3 separate regions of the Homo sapiens genome follow, and regions 2 and 3 are each linked to region 1. A link is a contact called in ENCODE Hi-C or POLR2A ChIA-PET data. All regions are on one chromosome and are shown on one strand. Each heading gives the region's core, a stretch centred on a gene start or an enhancer-like site at or near the end of the contact. The rest is flanking DNA. Distances are from core to core; before and after follow the strand shown.

Region 1 (2,819 bases), core at 138-2,637:
GACTCGTTGGAGACAATTTTATTACGAATCATATCTCCAAACTTCCATTCAGTGCTTCAAAATAAGTACTCATTTAATTATCATGACTTCACCAGACAGTCACACTGCCCACAATGATGTTTACAAAAGCACTTGTCACTCCCTTTGGATGTAGCAATGCAGAAAAAAGAGTCTGTTTCCATACTCTTCGTGTGTTTATAACTCTGTAACAAGTGGCAGAGTTCAAGTGTCACTTGAGATGAAACAGCAAAGCACTTCAAGTTTACGTCCCACCATCTTTCATCCTAAGCGAATCCCGAATTTGCTCGGTTTCATTTCAGCAGTAATTCCCACTCAGTACCTGAGACAGGGTTCCAATTCAGCCCTGCGGGAAGAGACTGCAGGATTCTAGTAAGGGACTATAGGATTCTATTTTGGCCACTGCGAGGTTAACAGGCTCCAATATTAAGCAACTCCAGTATCGGTTACTGCAACACCAGAGCAGATCGGAAATAAATGTGCCCCCAAACGCACGCCAGCAGCCAGGAATTAGCAATAGCTAACACGAGATGCTGCAGCAGGGGTATCATTTACTTAGCACTTGTTCAGTTATGCCTAACCTCACAACAACCTTATGGTGTATGTATTATTATTTCCATTTAACACATCAGGATATTTTGGCCCAAGGCCCCAGGACTGGTCAGCAGCGGCGTTGGGATTCGAAAACATGTCCATAACCTAATAACCCTGGGTCCACGCCTCTGAAATACACTTCTGCGCAAAAAGGCACCTGAGGGTCGGGAAGTTCCGGAGGTGTCCGCATAGACGCGGGGCGCGAGTACGCCGTCTCTCCACAGAAACGCCCCTCAGGAACGGGACCCAAAGCGACAGTGACCCGGGACGCCCGGCAGCGTCTCTGCCGCCCAGGGGCCGGGGGGCGCCACTCACCTTGGAGAGCCCAGGGCGGGCCGCAACCAAGCCAGACGCCCCCACCGGCCGGTAGGCGGTTATCCTCCAAGCTGGCAGGAAGCGCGGTGCAACCACAAGAGTCGCCAGCGCCGCAGGTAGCGGCAAGCTAGAACGCACCGCCAGCACGCCCGGGGGCACCGCAGCCGGCGCCGCGACCCAGCCGCCCCTCAGCCGCGCCGCATCCGGGTCCCGGCCGCCGCACTCACCTGCCTGGCGTTCCGCCGCCGCCGCCTGCTACTATTCCAAGTGCGCAGTCAGCAGCCCAGGCCGCCGCAACCGCTCCACTCCGGCGCCCCCATCCCTGCCTCTCTCGATCACCTCCCGCCTGCCCCGCGCAGCACTACACTCGCCCCCTCCCCACTGCCATGGCCCGCTCCGCCGCAGCGCCGCACAGGCCGACAGAGCACGCGCGCGCCGCCGCCGAACCCGCGCCCGTGTGCGCGCGCGCCAGCCTCTCAGGCCTGCATCCCAGCAGCCCCCGCCCCGCCCTGCGCCGCCCTCGGGCCAATCCCGGGCCCCGCGGTGGCGGCGGCGGCGGCGGCGGCAGTTGGGCTGGCAGGGTGTGGGGAGAGGCCTCACTGCCGATTCCTCTACCGTTGCCAGCCCGGCTGCGACGCTGCTGCACGGCCTTTCCTAACTCTCTTTGCGACTCCCAGAGGACTGCGGAATAGGGAATCCCCGGCAAGTCGCCTTCAGGAGAGACCCATCACCCGCTGCGGCCTCCATAACCTCCTCCCGAGAGATTCCGCTCTTCCTAGGTTCCTTGCTGGCCTTTTCTTCCCAGCCCTTCTCCCTGTTCTGCGACATGGACTGACTCCTAAATTCTTGGACGCAGCACTTATTTTTTTCCCGATACCCGTCTCCGTCTTTCACTCCCTTTGTGAGGATAGGGCGCTAGCTCGGCTGCCTCACAGCTGGCCCTTCAGTCCCTACACTGTGAATGGTTGTTTCTAGGGAAAAGTCCAGGCTTTCAAGCCCAAGATTCTTGTTCTTTGTTCAATTTTGCAGTAACAACACCTAACATTTGTCTGCAGAGCCTTAAACTTTACCCCTTTTTGCCTACCTTGTTTCCTGTTACCTTTGACCCCAACCGCGAAAAATCACAGTCCTCTTTCTAGTGGGACACTTAAATTTTACTTACTGAAAACCAACATTTTAACTCACTCCAAAGCTAGTATATTCTAACGTAATGCTCCTATATTACCCTGGACAAATAGTTGAGTAGTCAGGGATAAAATCTAGAAGTACAACATAATAAAAAGCAAACGTGACAAATCAATTAAGTGACAAACCAATAGTTTATTTGAGAAATGATCCTAGTTTTTTTATTTTTTATTTATTTACTTATTTTGAATGAGAGTTTCGCTACTGTTGCCCAGGCTGGAGTGCAATGGCGCGATCTTGGCTCACCGCAACTCTGCGTCCCCCGGTCAAGCGATTCTCCTGCCTCAGCCTTCCTGAGGATTACAGGCATGCGCCACCACGCCTGGCTAATTTTGTATTTTTAGTAGAGACGGGGTTTCTCCACGTTGGTCAGGCTGGTCTCGAACTCCCGACCTCAGGTGATCAGCCCGCCTCGGCCTCCCAAAGGGCTGGGATTACAGACATGAGCCACCGTGCCCGGCCAATGATCCTGGTTTTAATTGACTTTCGATTTAAAGCAAGAACATTGAAAAATAAATTCCAGAAGAGGCTGTAATACCAACACTTTGGGAGGCCGAGGTGGGCAGATCACTTGAGCCCAGGAGTTCACACCTAGCCTGGGCAATATGGCGAGACTGACAAAAATGACGTGAGTGTGGTGATGTGCATCTGTTGTCCCAGCTACTTGGGAGACTGAGGTGGGAGGATAATATGAACCCAGGAAGTCG
Region 2 (2,819 bases), core at 188-2,687, 510 kb before region 1:
AAACCACTAGGCTTTTGAAATCCACATGCAAACTGCTGGTCCTGCTGAGGACAATAAGAGAGAAACCAGATGTCTCAAAACCACTAATGCTCTATTATCTAGGAGGCGCTGTAGCCTTGGTATGCATCTTACTGGGGCCAGCTGATGATGAGGCATTTTAAGTTCGTTTTAAAATGTTCCCATGTTGCAGATCATCCAGCTGATCTCCTTATGACCAAGCACTCTCTCCTAATTCCAGGGTCTATGCCTGCATGTTTTTACCATCACTTCAGAATCAACCACTATCTATTGTCCAGGACCAAGAAGAAGAGCAGCTGCTGGCTTCTGAATTCACTTGTCCCACATGCAAATGAAGTAAGACACTCTATATAACATATGTCCAGCACATAATATATCTCAAAACATATTTGTTAATAAGTGAAATTTGATGAGAACAGTGGTGGGAAAACTGGGTCTCCACAGAGCACACAGTTACAGACTCATGCCCAAAGTCAAAAGAACCTATACTGTATTCTCTGTGCAAGCTGCAGTTGTATTTCAACAAGAACAAAATAACGGTCACATCGAGTTATGTTGATTCGTATTTTCTTAGTTTATAGTTTTATTTAATGCATGTTTAGGTTTTATGGTTGTATAAGCACTATAAATGTAAACAGCTTCTACTCAGTTTTGTTTGCATTAATTTTGTTTGCGTAAAATTTGTCATCACTGGGGTTCCAAGATAAGTTTTGTCCCTTTAAGACGGAAGGGTACATCACTCAAGTTTGAGAACACTGTCACGTACTGCTGGCAAACAGAATGTCACTTTTATACTGCAACCCCGCTCTAATCACCCTCCTCTTCCCCGAGCCCAACCCAGAGCTGGAAGCTAGCGCCCCTTGAGGCTTACCTGCAGGGCAATTTCCTTCTTCCTGCTGCCCATGGCTCTGCAAAGAAGACGAAGCCCTGTTACCGCGGCCGTGGGCCGTTCCCCCGCAGCCTCGCGACAAACCGCTGCGTGGATCAGCAAGCCCAGAGCCTCCTTCAGACAAGCCCCCCTCCTACGGCCCCCGGCCCCTTTTTAAGGTGCTTCTAACTGGCGGCAAATCAGCACACTGATACAAAGTGAACACCCCGCGAGGAAGCGGAGCCTGCAGTCCACGGGCTCGTGGCTCGCCGGGCGGTTTTCTGGGGATCTGCGAAGCCCCCTCCCCACCCCGGAGCCGGCCAGGGGGCGCGCGCAGAGGCCGGAGTCAGTGCGCCGGGCGCGGTGCAGCCTGTCGGGCACAGGGTCGCCAGTCGAGGAATTCTGACAAAAAAACGACATGGGACCCTGTTATCCCTGCTGTTCTTATGGATTACTGGGAAAGTGAGCCACTGCGAACGACAGGTACAAGATCTTCGACGCGCCCGGAGTCACCAACCGAGTCTGCCGCGACCTAGCCGCGGTCGTCATGGCAACCTGGCCCCCCCGCCAGGCCTGCCAGGAAAGCCGGCGGACACGTAAGCCACGCCCACTCTGGGCCCAACGCAGTCTCTCCGCGGAGGCTCTGAACCCAGCCAGGGAGAGGCAGGAGGGAGTCCCGCCCCTTGCCCTCCATATCGGACCATAGGAACCCACTCATTGGCTGCAGTGTTTGTCAGCGTCTGGAGGCTTCGAACCCACCAAGCAAAGACCCAGTGCATCTGTGCGTTGCACAGTCGCATCTGTGAATCCCTGCATCCCTCCTGCCCTGCCTGCCAAGACTGATGTGCAGCTTTTCTACCATCACATACCGGTATAATGTGTGCAAGGTGGGGGGTGTCTCCAGGTTTTGAGGGATCTGCAAGCGTTCTCTTTAAGGCAAAGAATATGAAATTACAAATTCAAAATTAGATATGAAAGTCAAGTGAGACACATACAAAACAGTTACAGACATTGTAGATATTAATCCAACTGTATCAATAACCACTTTAAATGTGAATAATCTGATTACACCAATTAAAAAAGAGATTGTCAGAATGGATTTCAAAAACAAACAAAGCCCAATCGTGTGTTATCCACAAGAAAATACATTAAAAGCAAAAGGATAGAGAAAGCTATACCAGGCTGACACTAATTAAAAAAATAGCTGAAGTAGGTATGTTAATTTCAAGAAAAGCAGACTTCAGAACAAGGAAATTTATCAGGTATAAACAGGGACATTACATAAAGTTAAAGGGATCAGTTATTTGGGAAGACATAACAATACTTAATATGTATGTACTTAAAAACAGAGCACCGAAATATGTGAGGCAAAAGAAGATAAAACTGCAAGGAAAAATAGGTAAACTCAGTATTATAATAGAATGCTTTCATACCATTTTTAAAAAGTAATTAATACATCCAGCAGAAGCAAATGAGCAAGGATATAGTTGAACTGAAAAATATCAAATTGATCTAATTGACATTTATGCAATATTTAGTTCAACAACAGCGGAATATAGATTCTTTCTCAAGCTCACATGGGACATTCACTGAGATAGACCACAATCTAGGCCATAAAACATAGCTTAACAAATTTAAAAGGATAGAACAAAGTATGTTCTCTGACTGCAATAGAATTAAACTAGGAATCAATCACAGCTGATGAAAGAGATCTCACAGATTTAAATAAATGAAGAAATATTCCGTGTTCATGGATAGGAAGAATTAATATTGTTAAGATATCAATTCTTCCTAAGTGAAGCATACACCAAATGATTTCCATCCAGGGAGTGCTGATACCCTGTTTGGCCATGAGGTACCCAGCAACCCTCTGTGAAGTACAGGGCGATGGGTATACTGGAGACCGAACATCTTCCTACCTGTCATCCTGCCT
Region 3 (2,819 bases), core at 105-2,604, 420 kb before region 1:
TGAGGCAGGAGGACTGCTTGAGCCCAGGAGTTTGAGACCAGCTTGGGCAACCTAGGGATACCGTGTCCCTTGAAAAAATAACCATTCCTGAGTTTTGCTGGGGACTTGGGGGTCACAGGGATGGTCCCTCTGCTGTCAGGGCCTCTCAGTTGGCCTTCACCCCATGCCAGACCCTCCACCAACCTGTCTTCTCCAGCACCAGCCACCCAGTAAGCTCAACACCCATCCCTTTAGATTCTCTAAACCTCATTTGCTTTCTTTAGCCATAATCCCATAATCTCTTCCTAGAATGAAATATGGTTTCAGCTCTTAATAGGATGGCCAAAACCAGTTTGCTGAGGACTGAGGAGTTTCCTGAAACACTGATCATTCATTGCTAAAACCAGGACAGTCCCGGGCAAACCAGGACCATTGGTCACCTTACTGGTAAGAATAAAATTCTCACCTTGTTCTATAATAATGGTACTAAGAACTATAAATTAGCTGGTGGTTCTCGACCTAGCAATCATCATCATCATAATTACCTGGGAGTTAAAACACAGGCTTTTATGATTTAGCAGGTCTGGGGCCTGAGAAATTGCATTTCTTACAAGTTTCCAGTTGATGGGATAGTGCTGGTCTGGGACCACACTTCAAGAACCCTGAATTAGGTAATCCACATTACACATTCAACAGAGGATTTGGCATACAGTAAATAAATGCACAACAATAACTAGTTATCAGCTAACGTTTTGTTGAGCACTTACTGTAAACCAGGCACCCTGCTATTTCTACATATTACCTTATTTAAACCTCATGGCTTCCCTGAGAGGTAGGTGATGTGATGCTTGTTTTACAGAAAGGGAAACTGAGGTCCAGGGACAACCAGAAGTGACTGAGCCTGCACGTGCACCCAGTTCTGACTTGGAAGCCCACGCTCCATTCACCAGCAGCCCCGCCACACTGAGGACTGAGCTAGTCCCAGCTAGCTGCCCCGCCCCTTTTTAATTTTAACTTTGTTTGAGGAAAATCTTTCAATGTGTCTCACACGTCCCTGCCTTCTTCCAAGTGAGCTGAATGCAGATCAACTTCCTCTGCATGACTCAACAGCAGCATTTTGAACATCAGTGACAGTCATTTTCCAGAGTGTCTGCACTGGGCCTCCTCCAGGGGCAGCCTGAGCTGTGGCCTTGGACACCACCTCCAGTTCTCTTCCTCCAGCTGCCTTTCCCAGCTCCATCTGAGAAGTCGAGGCCAGGACAACCCAGCAGTTAGCCCAGTGAGTAAGACCCAGGAGGCCTCATGTGTAGTCTGGGGGCTTCTGGACTGCAGCCCAGGGGAGCACCCACAGCTGGGAGGCCCCTCGGCCCTGACCTTGGCCCTGCTTCCTTAGAGTCAGCCTGGTGGCTGAGGCTGCTGGAAATGGACCCTGTGATGCAAGGCACTACAACTGACTTTCTTGTTAATATGATAGTTCTTCCCCACCACCCCTCCTCCTCCAAACCATCCAAACTTCTAGTTCCTTCTTTGTGGCTGGCATTACTGAGATTTCTGGTATTATTGGTGCACAGAGGATGTGTGGAGTGCGGTAAGAACATAGGCTGCCTAGGTCTGGCCCAGCAATGCTGCCAGCTGATGACCTTCGGTAACGTGTCCAAGCTCTCTATGCTTTGATTGCCTCATTTGTCAAACTGGATTGATGATAACATACTTATTTTAGGGATATTGAGCTATTGTTGAATTAGATACAGTCATGTGCCACATAAGGATGTTTTGGTCAAGGGCAGACCACATATACAAAGGTAGTTCCATAGATTAAAATACCCTATTTTTTCTGTCCTTTTTCTATGTTTAGATACACAAATACTTGCCATTGTCTTACAGTTGCCTACAGTATTCAGTCCAGTAACATACTGTCCAGGTTTGTAGCCTAGAAGGAGTAGGCTATCCCATAGAGCCGTGGTGTGTAGTAGGCTTTACTATCCAGGGTTGTGTAGGTGCACTCTATGATGTTCACACAATGATGAAATCACCTAAGGATGCATTTCTCAGAATGTATATCCATCATCAAACAACACATGACTGCATATACTTTCAAAATAGTGGCTGGCACACCGAAACTCTATTTAAATGTTAGCCAGGATTCCAAAATCGAATCCGTAAATGATTCTGGAGTGTCTACTAGTAACTCCAGCCACCATTTACTCAAACAGCATGTACCAGTCATTGTGCTTTGCACGGGTCACGTCATTTAAGGCTTGGAGGAGCTAGGCACACCCCCCTTAGTTAGTGGGGTGCTCGTCTCCCAGGCCAAGCTGGCCTGTCCAGCGGTACCCCCTCTGCCTCCCTTGTGGGGCAGGCTCTGAGCTGGACATTCAGCAAGGAGGCTTAGCCTCCCCCATCCTCTGACCATAGCCCCTGCCCTGCCACCTCTCCCCTGCCTGACTCATTTCTCCTTTCCTCAGATGCTTCTTACCGAAAAAACAGCCTCCTGTTGCCCTCCTCTCCTGGGTCCCCGGGCTACTCCAAGCTCTGCTCTTGCCCAGCTCCCCTTGTCAATCAAAACAGATTCAGCCTTCACAGGAAGCAATTTGGCATCTGGTATCAAGAGGTTTAAAATCCTCTTTCCTAAAAATGCCACTCCTAGGACCCTCTCCTAAAGAAGTAATAAAAGATGCAAAGAATGATGAACAAAGGTGATCTTCACATTCATAAGATACAAAACGTTAAAGGATCTAAGTGAGCAATAATTGGAGAATGATTAGATAAATGATGCTGTACCCACGTACTGAAGGATTATACCACAAACGTGAACAGCAGAAGAAATGTTTGTTTCATGC

The links. Hi-C counts contacts between places; a loop is a spot of excess contacts on that map. ChIA-PET counts read pairs that join two places held with the same protein, here RNA polymerase II (POLR2A). Pooled maps may share reads with other maps.
Region 2: a loop to region 1 is called in a map of CD8-positive, alpha-beta T cell, with 5 times the contacts of the local background. The contact joins the promoter of NME9 here to the promoter of PIK3CB in region 1. A Hi-C loop is called at or near these places in 3 of 168 maps with a recorded cell type or tissue (CD8-positive, alpha-beta T cell and naive thymus-derived CD4-positive, alpha-beta T cell) and 8 of 50 pooled maps.
Region 3: a loop to region 1 is called in a map of sigmoid colon, with 3 times the contacts of the local background. The contact joins the enhancer-like site here to the promoter of PIK3CB in region 1. A Hi-C loop is called at or near these places in 1 of 168 maps with a recorded cell type or tissue (sigmoid colon) and 3 of 50 pooled maps. POLR2A ChIA-PET finds 5 or more read pairs at or near these places in 2 of 52 experiments (OCI-LY7 and Panc1).

What each region holds. Positions count from the first base shown.
Region 1 is chr3:138,833,541-138,836,359 of GRCh38, forward strand. It overlaps PIK3CB (phosphatidylinositol-4,5-bisphosphate 3-kinase catalytic subunit beta), which reads right to left and starts at 1,388. Exons shown (of 24, transcript NM_006219.3): 1 at 1,155-1,388. RefSeq lists a silencer at 885-1,624.
Region 2 is chr3:138,328,414-138,331,232 of GRCh38, forward strand. NME9 (NME/NM23 family member 9) reads right to left here and starts at 1,438. Exons shown (of 11, transcript NM_001349018.2): 1 at 890-1,438. The coding sequence starts at 922. It overlaps LOC124909438 (a long non-coding RNA gene), which reads left to right and starts at 1,520. Exons shown (of 2, transcript XR_007096113.1): 1 at 1,520-1,757.
Region 3 is chr3:138,411,922-138,414,740 of GRCh38, forward strand. No RefSeq gene overlaps it. Among named protein-coding and RNA genes, the nearest start is that of ESYT3, 21 kb to the right of the region's middle. RefSeq lists enhancers at 703-1,203, 1,204-1,704. Within about 2 kb of position 1,355, at least 2 of the 41 ENCODE cell types and tissues checked have a DNase peak (open chromatin) inside an H3K27ac peak, as active enhancers do.